Regions from separate parts of the Homo sapiens genome. Here region 1 is linked to region 2. Evidence: read pairs that join two places in POLR2A ChIA-PET (ENCODE). Cell type or tissue: CD4-positive, alpha-beta T cell. All regions are shown on one strand. Each heading gives the region's core, and the rest is flanking DNA. Links, peaks and the distances in the headings are about the cores only.

Region 1 (5,370 bases), core at 156-5,155, 1.5 Mb after region 2:
CAGCATCTGGCCCCGTCGGGAGGATGACCTGGCACTGGGTGTTGGAGACCAACAGGGGGCATATCATGTGGGGGCTGTCAGCAGCAGCAGTCTGCTGGGGGGTGGGGACAAGGAGGGGTCTGCTTGGCTGGGGGATTAAGTATACTTGGGGGTGAAGGAGGTGGGAGATTGATTACACAAGCAAAAGTACTGAGGACAACAGGAGCAGGCTCTCACTGTTGGAGGAAGGAGTCACAAACCTGGGAAGAGAGAAAAATAGTGGGAACCCTGTGGTGAACTAGAATTAAAGATATTGGAGTGGGCCAGGTACAGTGGCTCATGCATGTAATCCCAGCACTTTGGGAGGCCAAGGTGGGAGTATTGCTTGAGCCCAGGAGGTTGAGGCTGCAATGAGCTGTGACTTCACCACTGCATTCCAGCCTGGTGACAGAGTGAGACCCTGTCTCAAAAATAAAAATAAGCTGGGTGCGGTGGATCACATCTCTAATCCCAGCACTTTGGGAGGCTGAGGCGGGCAGGTCACTTGAGGTCAGGAGTTTGAGACGAGTCTGGCCAACATGATGAAACCCTGTCTCTACTAAAAATACAAAATTAGCCAGGCGTGGTGGTGCACACCATAATCCCAGCTACTCAGAGGCTGAGGCAGGAGAAATGCTTGAACCTGGGAGGCTGAGATTGCACCACTGCACTCCAGGCTGGGCAACAGAGTGAGAATAAATAAATAAATAAATAAATAAACAAACAAAAATAAAGATATCATAATGAACTCATGGTTTTTAATATATAAAAACATAGGAAAACAGATGTGAATGTGTGCGCACGTGTGTGTGTGTACACACGCATCTGTAATAACCCACAAATATTCCTTAGCTCTGTGTCCTAAGAGTGTCCAAGAGCAGCAACACCCCAACAGCAATGAGCACATCAAAGGCCAAGATTTACTCTGAAAGGAATCAGGGCTCCTTAGAGAATTGGGTGAAGCAGGCAGAGGCAGAACAGAATATGAGCCTGGTTGGGCACAGTGGCTCACACACATAATCCCAGCATTTTGGGAGGCCAGGAGTTTGAGACCAGCCTGGGCAACATGACAAAACCCTCTCTCTACAAAAAATACAAAAATTAGCTGGGCAACGTGGCTCGTGCCTGTAGTCCCAGCTACTTGGGAGGATGGGGTGTGAGGATCACCCACCCAGGAGGCTGAAGTGAGCCAAGATTATGTCACTGCCCTCCAGCCTGGGTGACAGAGTGAGACCCTGTCTCCAAAAAAAAAAAAAAAAGGCCAGGTGTGATGGCTCACGCCTGTAATCCCAGCACTTTGGGAGGCAGACAGGCAGGCGGATCACCTGAGGTCAGGAGTTCAAGACCAGCCTGGCCAACATGGTGAAACCCCATCTTTAATAAAAAATACAAAAAATTAGCTGGGTGTGGTGGCAGGCGCCTGTAATCCCGGCTACTCAGAGGCTGAGGCAGGAGAATTGCTTGAACCTGGAAGGCGGAGATTGCAGTGAGCCAAGATCGTGCCATTGCACTCCAGCCTGGGCAATAAGAGTGAAACTCCATCTCCAAAAAATAAAAATAAAAATAAATTTACACTGGGGAGGGTTAGGGACATCATGTCCTCATAGCATTTAGGCGAAACTTAAATGTAGATTTAAACTTGAATTTCTCCTTTAGTCACCAGATCTCTTCTGAAGGCTGGGCACCATGCCCACAGCCTTACATATATGAATTCACACAGCCCTCAACAGTCCTCAGTAACCATGAGCTAAGTATTATTATTGCCCCACAAATCAGAGGAGGACCAGGAACAGAGAAAGGTTCAGCCAAGGACCAGGGTCATGCAGCCAGAGGTGGAGGCAGAATTCAGACCCTCTTGCTGTTCTCAACTACTATATATGTCAAGTACACATCAATCTTGCACCAAAACAGTGTTCAGAAAGAAGCACACTTTTGTACAACATATACACACACTTTCCACAAGCCTCAGCAAATATGAAGTGCTATGCTCCAAAGTGACACACAAAATTCAAATAATTGACCTCAAGAGACCAACTCACTCTAAGAAATCAAGTGACACGTTGTGCAGATGACCCTTGGTTTAAATATCTTCATCTTATTTGGTGGCCCCACTTATAAGCTACTTTCAAATTGTTATTAACCTTGACCAAGTGATCAAGGTCAATGGTAGCAGTGACAGGACATATTGACAGCATGTTTTCCCTGACACAATGTGCTGAGGACACACACATTGCCTCTGTGGGACTCTGGCCACAGATGCACAACTTCAGTCCAATCTAGAGGAAACATCAGACAAACCGCACTGAGGGATGTTCTACAAAATGACTGAGCGCTTCTTAAAATGGTCAGCGTCATTCATGGATGACAAGGTCACAGATCACAGGAGACCAAAGAGACATGATGACTAAATACAACGTGGGATTCAGGGCAGAAAAGGGCATTAGGGCAAAAACTGGGGAACTCCAAATGAGGTCTGTAGTTCAGTTAAAGATCATTGTACTCAGCGTAATTTCCTGGTTTCCATATTTGTACTATGGCTCTGAAGGTGTTGACGAGACAGGAAGCCCGGAGAAGGAGATACGAGAACTCTCTGTACTATTTTTTCAACTTTTCTTTTTCTTTTCTTTCCTTTTTTTTTTTTTTTTTGAGACGGAGTCTTACTCTTCTTGCCCAGGCTGGAGTGCAATGGCGCGATCTCGGCTCACTGCAACCTCCACCTCCTGGGTTCAAGTGATTCTCCTGCCTCAGCCTCCCAAGTAGCTGGGATTACAGGCATGTGCCACCATGCCTGGCTAATTTTGTATTTTTAGTAGAGATGGGGGTTTCACCATCTTGGCCAGGCTGGTCTTGAACACCTGACCTCGTGATCCACCTGCCTCGGCCTCCCAAAGTACTGGGACTACAGGTATGAGCCACTGTGCCCAGCCGACAAAACTGTTCTTATTCAATTTCCCTAAGTCTGTCATTTTTCCTTTTTCTATATGACTGAATGCTAAGCACCTCTTAGGTCTTCGACCTAGAATGCAGCTGCTTGTTACTGATTTGCAACAGTATTTCTCAGTTATAAACTACAAAATAAATCAGTGTGCATACTGGAAACCAGGGCAATGATAAGGCAGAAAGAAAACATCCTAGCCGTCTTCTGCGAGACAGAAGGGATGAGCAAAACGGCCCACCATGCACATAAGGGCTGAGACAAGATCAGAGGTGTGCTGCCGCAGCTCTAGTCACACACAGGAAGTGCCTTTTTTTTTTTTTTTTTTTTTGAGACAGAATTTCACTCTTGTTGCCCAGGCTGGAGTGCAATGGCGTGATCTTGGCTCACCGCACACTCTTGTTGCCCAGGCTGGAGTGCAATGGCGCGATCTTGGCTCACCGCAACCTCCACCTCCCAGGTTCAAGCGATTCTCCTACCTTAGCCCCCCGAGTAGCTGGGATTACCGGCATGCGTCACCACGCCTGGCTAATTTTTGTATTTTTAATAGAGACAGGGTTTCTCCATGTTGGTCAGGCTGGTCTGGAATCCAGCCTCAGGTGATCTGCCCGCCTCCGCCTCCCAATGTGCTGGGATTACAGGCATGAGCCACCACGCTCGGCCAGAAAGTGTCTTCTAAACAGCCTACCTGTCTTTTCCTTGATCTCACAGAGCACGCTGAACAGAGCAGGCTTCATCCGATGGCAATTCAGAGCATGCTTTCTGAAAGGGAGGTGACAGAGGAGGGTGTGAGAAAAGAATAGTCATCATCTTGTCCCCAAGAGTAAAGATCTTCCATACTGAGAAATCAAACCAAACGAGATCTGCCACTCTGACTGTAGATAAGTCGCCTTATGAAAATGCAGTACAATCATATTTCATGTGAATTTGATTTGCACAAAATCAATATAAAGGCCAGCCGTGGTGGCTCACGCCTGTAATCCCAGCACTTTGGGAGGTCGAGGCAGGTGGATCACTTGAGGTCAGGAGTTTGAGACCAGCCTGGCCAGCATGGTGAAACCCTATCTCTATTAAAAATACAAAACTTGGCCAGGCACAGTGGCTCATGCCTATAATCCCAGAACTTTGGGAGGCCAAGGCAGGCGGATTGCCTGAGGTCAGGAGTTCGAGACCAGCCTGGCCAGCATGGTGAAACCCTGTCTCTACTAAAAATACAAAAATTAGTTGGGCATGGTGGTGCCCACCTGTAATCCCAGTTACTCAGGAGGCTGAGGCAGGAGAATTGCTTAGACCCGGGAGGCAGAGGTTGCAGTGAGCCGAGATCAGGCCACTGCACTCCAGCCTAAGTGACAGAGTGAGACTCCATCTCAAAAAAAAAAAAAAAAAAAATTCGCCAGGAACAGTGTCATGCACCTGTAATCCCAGCTACTCAGGTGGGTGAGGCAGGAGAAATGCTTAAACCTTGGAGGCAGAGGTTGCAGTGAGCCAAGATTGTGCCACTGTACTCCAGCCCAGGCAATAGAGTGAGACTCTGTCTCAATAATAATAATAATAATAATGTAAAGCAATATACAAATATTCAAAACATTTCCCACTATATGCAAAAGTTTAAACAATGCAAATAACTCATCAAAAACTATGGTAAGGCATTAGTGGCTCATGTCTGTAATCTCAACGCTTTGGGAGGCCAAGGCAGGAGGACCACTTGAGCCCAGAAATTTAAGATCGGCCTGGGCAACATGGTGAGACCCATTCTCTTCAAAAATTTAAAAATTAGCTGGGCATGGTGGTATGCCTGTAGTCCCAATCCCTCAGGAGGCTGAGACAGGAGGATGGCTTGAGACCATGAGTTAGAGGCTGTAGTGAGCTATGAACATGCCACTGTACTCCAGCCAGCATAACAGAGGCCTTGTCATTAAGAAAAAAAAAAAAAGGCCAGAGGCAGTGGCTCATGCCTGTAATCCCAGCACTTTGGGCGGCCGAGGCGGATGGATCGCCTGAGGTCAGGAATTTGAGACCAGCCTGGCCAACATGGTGAAACCCCGTCTCTACTAAAAGTACAAAAAAGCTGGGCGTGGTGGTGCACACCTGTAATCCCAGCTACTCGGGAGGCTGACACAGGAGAATTGCTTGAACCAGGGAGGCAGAGGTTGCAGTGAGCTGAGATCGCACCAGTGAACTCCAGCCTGGGCAACAGAGAGAGACTCCATCTCAAAAAAAAAAAAAAAAAAGAAAGAAAAAAAAAGAACTATGAAATATCAAGGTCCAACAACTTGAAATCTGTGTTCACACTATGGTCCTGCAGTGGTGTATCCTGGTGCCTAAGCAGAAGCACCAATCATCCTCTTCCAGTGTCACTTGGCAGGTGTTTACTGAGTACCTACTATGTGCCACACACCATTCTGGCATCAGAGACA
Region 2 (5,370 bases), core at 253-5,252:
GGGGTTGGGGGTGTTGTTGAAGAAGGCCATGAGTTGGGCGCTCATAGGCAAAGTGGCTGTTCCAGGCAGCAACAGCATCGTCAGAGACACTTTCCTTCTGGAGCCTCAAATCCCAAGGGCAGGAAGAATGTGGATTTTCTACCTAGGGCACTAGGAGCCATAGAGTGTGGTGCTGGGAGCGGCACAGATATATGGGCAGGTGGGAAGCGCTGGGGTAGTCCCACTAAAAAGGGACCGTTGAACGGGGGTGTCTGTATATCTACCTGAGACTTTGGCATTTACAGTCACAGCACATGCAGGGAGAGTCAAATGCCAATGTCACAGAGTTTGTCAGGGACAGGGCTAGGATATGACCCCTGGGAGAGGGATTCACCCAGGAATGCAGTTTTGTTTTGCTGTGAGAGCAATAGGGAGCCATGGAGGGTTTGTGAGCAGGGGGAAGGGCATGATCTGGGGAGCAGTGGGCCGACACCAGAGATCAGTGGCTCAGCCAGCCTTTCATGGAAGGCCTTCACCGTGGCAGCAGGCCCTCTGGATTGTCAGCTGCAGCCCTGTTTTGCAGAGGGGGAAACTGAGGACAAATGAGCATGGGAGAAGGTTCTCTCCCTGCTACAGATGTCAGGGCAGTGGGTGTATGTAATAGGGGGTGTGTAGGTGTTACTGGGTGTAGCTGTGGCTGGGGACGAGGGGGCAGCGCCTTTACCGAGTGTGTGCAAAGGTGTGTCCCCGTGCATATGGGGTGGCTCAGCACGTAGTGACAGCAAGTGGAGACTGTGGCCCCATCCCCACTTGGGTCCCCAGACTCAAGAGAATCTGCACCCCGCATGAGGCTTGGGCTGCATACCTGGGGGTCATAGGTGACCACTCCCATACTCATCACCATCTCTGGTGGTCTCAAAACCACCATCTCCCCTGGTCTCAAAACAAGTCCCAAATCCACCCACTTTTCTCCACAGCTTCAATATTCCCCTCCCAGACACCGTCCCAGACCCTTACTGGCCTCCTGCTACCTTCATTCCTGTCCCCCAGCAGTCTGCTCCCCATAGCAGACACAAGGGGGTTTACAAACGTAGTCCACATCATACCCTTTCTCTGCTCAAGCACCCTCCATGGCTCCCCATTGCTCCTACAATACAATTGCACTCCTCCCTGCAGCCCACAAGGCTTATGTGGTCAGCCCCGCTGGCATTTTGCCCTCAGTGCTGCCTCAGAGAGTTGTGCCCTTTGCCTGGGACACGCTTTCTGCATAGCCAGCTCCTTCCTCCTCCATTTCTGGCTGGCTGCAGCATTACCTCCTCTGAGAGGCCTCCTGGCTAAAGTCGCCCCTTGCAGTGTTCTCTCCTTTCTCTTCCCTTCTCAGCCTTGGTATTTGAAATTATCTTTTTTTTTTTTTTTTTTTTTGAGACGGAGTCTCGCTCTATCACCCAGGCTGGAGTGCATTGGTGTGATCTCGGCCCACTGCAACCTCCACCTCCCGGGTACAAGTGATTCTACCACCTCAGCCTCCAGAGCAGCTGGGAATACAGGCATGCACCACCATGCCCAGCTATTTCTTTTGTACTTTTATTTCTTTTATTTTTTATTTTTTTTTATTTTTTTGAGACAGAGTTTCGCTCTTGTTGCCCAGGATGGAGTGCAATGGTGCTATCTCAGCTCACTGCAACCTCCGCCTCCTGGGTTCAAGCGATTCTCCTGCCTCAGCCTCCCAAGTAGTTGGGATTATAGGGACGTGCCACCACGCCCAGCTAATTTTGTATTTTTTTTAGTAGAGACTGGGTTTCACCTTGTTGGCCAGGCTGGTCTCAAACTCCTGACCTCAGGTGATCCGCCCGCTTCGGCCTCCCAAAGTGCTGGGATTACAGGCGTGAGCCACCACGCCCAGCCGAAATTATCTTGCTCATTGAATTGTTTCCTGTTGGCTGGGCAAGGTGGCTCACGCCTGTAATCCCGGCACTTTGGGAGGCCAAGGCGGGAGGATCACCTGAGGTCAGGAGTTTGAGACGAGCCTGGCCAACATGGTGAAACTCCGTCTCTACTAAAAATACAAAAAAATTAGCTGGGCGTGGTGGTGCAACACCTGTAATCCCAGCTTCTCGGGAGGCTGAGACAGGAGAATCGTTTGAACCCAGGAGGCGGAGGCTGCAGTAAGCTGAGACTGCGCCATTGCATTCCAGCCTGGGCAACGAGAGCGAAACTCTGTCTCAAAAAAAAAAAATTTGTCTCTTTAGCTATGAAGCCTGGGCCCCAGCATTGGGCCTGGACTGGGTCCCAAAGTGTCCTGTGGCCCAGGAAGGGGCATCCCTCATGATGACACTGCCCCTGACTTGCCTGGGCTGTCATGACAGGAGGAAGCATTAATTCAGTCCTTACGGTGGGAGACACTTCTGCTTCCATAGTGAACACATATTGTACCCTCAGCCCTGTTCCAGGCTCTGTGTCTCAGATTTTATTCTGTTTTCAGTATGGGGGATGTTACGCATGGGGAAACAGAGGCCTGGAAGTTAGCCTGATGCTATCGTTTATAGAGATAAATTATATATAGATATGGAACATATACCAGGTGCCCTTGGAAGCGCCCCCTTACATCTGATTTGTGTAATTCTCATGTCAGTTCAGTTTTCCTCCAATTTCACAGTTGAGGAGACTGAGGCTGGAGTTCAATCAGGTGGCTGCTTCCTAACTGAGGCAGGGCTGATGGCCTTTCCCGCCACACACAGACAGAGCATGTCAGACGCCCCGACTCAATTTGCCAAACACACCCTCTATGCCAGTCCGGTGCTGGGAGCTGCTGGGACCCTAAGGAGCCCCCAGCCTGGGGAAGACATAGCCGGACAGACAGGAAAGCGGGTTTTTCAGAGGAGAGGACGCAGTTTTGCCAGGCTAGATTCCAAGCAGTGGGGCCAGGGTGGGCGTGGTAGCATGAGCCGGCCAGGACGCTGGGGTGGGTCTTGGGTGCCGCACTGAGAAGGGGTCAGTGCTCTGGGAGAGAGGAAAAAGATGGAGGGAGCGATTAGATTTACATTTTAGCAGAAAGGAGCCAAAATGCCTGCCCCTAGCTCGAGGTTAAGGTGCTGCCAACGCCCCGCCCCCGCCGCCCGCGGTCGTAGCAACGCCCGGCCTCAGCCGCCCGCGGCCCTAGCAACGCTCCGCCTCTCCGCCCGCGGCCATGGCAGCGCCCCGCCCACTCGCCGGCACGCGGGTCCGCCGGCCTCGCTTCCGCGTCGCTCGCTCCGCCTCCCGACAGGCCCCGCCCCCAACGGCCCCGCCCCCGCACTCGCCTGGGCGGAGTTCCAGTCGCGCTCGGGGGCGCGCGCTTCCTTCTCGCCGCCCCCCCATCCCCGCAGCCCCGTGCGCCCCCCTCCCTGTCCGGCTCCGCGGGGCTCCTGGGGCCGATCCCACCGCCGAGGCCTCCCTTCCCGGCCTCGGGCGGCTGCGGCGGCACAAAGGGAAGCAGCATGTCCGACCCCAGCTACTGGACGGCGGTGGCGGCTCCCGGCCATCGGAGCCGCCTGGCAAAAGGCGCGCTGCTGCAGCGCTCCAAGAGGTAGGGGGCACGGCGCCGGCGAAGGCTCGGCGGCCAGCCGAGCAAACAGGAGTTGCCAGAAGTGTGTCCTGGCCGCGTGGCGCGGACCACGGCGAGCGTCTGTCTGTGGCAGCAGTGGGAAGGGGGGAGGACGCCTGTGGATCGAGGTGTCCCCTGGGGTCCCTGGCACCCTCCTTTCGCCCCTCGTTCCCTGGACTGGGGTGTCTGTCCGCCAGCGTCGCAGCTGGGGTGGTGACAGACAGGAGTGAGTTGAGATTGAGCTAGGATTTGAACCCGGGTGTCCAGGGCTGGGCAGAACCAGGGAGGAACTTCTTGGAAAAACTGAGGCTGATCTGCCGCTGGGGGTCCATTCAGCAGAAATGTTGGCTCAGAAGCAAATATTTACTGCACGAGGCTGGCATTTGGGTGGGGTGTCAGGAGTCCAGATAGTTGGGGTTAACCCCCGCCAAAGCCTCACCGCTCTTGGAGTCTCAGTTTCCCCTTTTGAAAAGCAGAGAGGATAAGTGAGGGCTGTGGATTCTACCAGACCTGGGTTCAAATTTCGACTCAGCCACTACCAGGCTGTGTGACCTCAAGTAGCTCCTTAACCTCTCTGTGCTTGGGTTTCTCATTGGTGCTGGACTGGGGCAAAGTCTGGGCGGTGGGACCAGCTACCGAAAGACCTTGAATGCTGAGTCCAGGGCTTAAACTTACCTCCAAGATCGTGGGGAGCATTGGAGGGGGAATATGGGTGCCAGAGGGATGAGGTGCAGGAGGCTGGCTTCAGGCCCCTGCTTTCTGCCACATTCTCTCTGTTGTGTCCTGGGTACCAAGAGAGGATCGTTCTCAAATGGCAACTTCTCGAGGTCCTGGATCTCCTCCAGGAAGAGTTGAACAAACAGTCGGCCCTGCATAGATGCTTGGGAAGTGAACAGATGATGCTTAGTTCTCCTTTGAGGCCTCACATTTGGCCGTGTTTTCAAGAAGACCTCGCCCAAGAACAGGAGGGAGGGCAACGAAGTGTTTTTCCCAAATGCTTTTGGAAGCAGCAAGTGATACAGCAGGATCGGGGAGGGAGGGTGCTGGTGGTGCAGTGTGGGGGCGAGGAACCAGGTGAGGGGCTGGGAGAGGATGTGGAGACAGCCAGGTGAGCGTGCATTGAGGGGTTGGCAGGAAGTTTTGCAGAAACCTGTGGGTTTCACTTTTGCTTCTGCAGCTCAGGCTGGGAGACAATCACTGTGACTGTTGACATCTGTGGCTTCAGTTTCCCAGTCTGGAAAATGGGCTCAGCTGGTCATTCCCAACTCTGGGGCTTGTTGGAATTGGCAGATGTTGGGGATGTAATTCACTCAGGAGGCACTGGCTGCCCTCCCGGCGTGAGCCAGGCCCTGTGAGCATTGTCTAGGCAAAGACAACAGTGTATGTACCCGAGTCCGACCCAAAGCTGAGCACTGGATGTGGTAGGTTTCATCCTTCAAGGTAGAGATGAGGAAACAGGCTCAAGGGGCAGCCACATGTGGAGACGTAGACAGGCTGGGCCTCTTCTCCCTGCCCACCTTGTCACCTGTGTCCTTTGATGATCATACGCTTGTTCTCCCATGGATTGACCTGCTCCGAGCATTCTGCCTGGGACCCCATTTCTGCACCTCGGAGGCCCCGAGACTTCATCTCTCCCTCCCCGCGAGATTCTCCCGCCGCTGAGCTGCGTTGGCGGCTTGGGGTGTGTGGGCTGATGCTCTTGTGGAGCAGAGCTGTTGCTGGGCAACTGCTCTGGTGGGGCGGGGGACGGTGTCGCTCCCAACTTCCTTCTGTCAAGGTGTGGGCTGAGGCCAGGGCCCAGGTGGGAG

The links. ChIA-PET counts read pairs that join two places held together with the same protein. Peaks named below come from ENCODE experiments on the same cell type or tissue, not always from the same donor. Only the 100,000 strongest peaks of a DNase experiment are listed, where the experiment ranks them.
Region 1: POLR2A ChIA-PET joins it to region 2 with 5 read pairs; 1 of 35 experiments calls an interaction of 5 or more read pairs at or near these places.

What each region holds. Positions count from the first base shown.
Region 1 is chr19:19,595,651-19,601,020 of GRCh38, forward strand. It overlaps PBX4 (PBX homeobox 4), which reads right to left. Exons shown (of 8, transcript NM_025245.3): 2 at 3,642-3,715. Among named protein-coding and RNA genes, the nearest start is that of PBX4, 20 kb to the right of the region's middle. RefSeq lists enhancers at 2,278-2,487, 3,118-3,227, 3,528-3,657 and a silencer at 5,358-5,370. In CD4-positive, alpha-beta T cell, for the core only: no CTCF peak of the experiment used is centred there; DNase peaks (open chromatin) are centred at 2,441 and 3,261; H3K4me3 peaks cover 903 bases; H3K27ac peaks cover 4,119 bases.
Region 2 is chr19:18,114,711-18,120,080 of GRCh38, forward strand. All of the region lies in intron 3 of MAST3 (microtubule associated serine/threonine kinase 3), which reads left to right. Among named protein-coding and RNA genes, the nearest start is that of MAST3, 20 kb to the left of the region's middle. RefSeq lists a silencer at 2,999-3,458 and enhancers at 3,191-4,062, 3,549-3,598. In CD4-positive, alpha-beta T cell, for the core only: no CTCF peak of the experiment used is centred there; DNase peaks (open chromatin) are centred at 3,151 and 4,701; H3K4me3 peaks cover 2,366 bases; H3K27ac peaks cover 2,184 bases.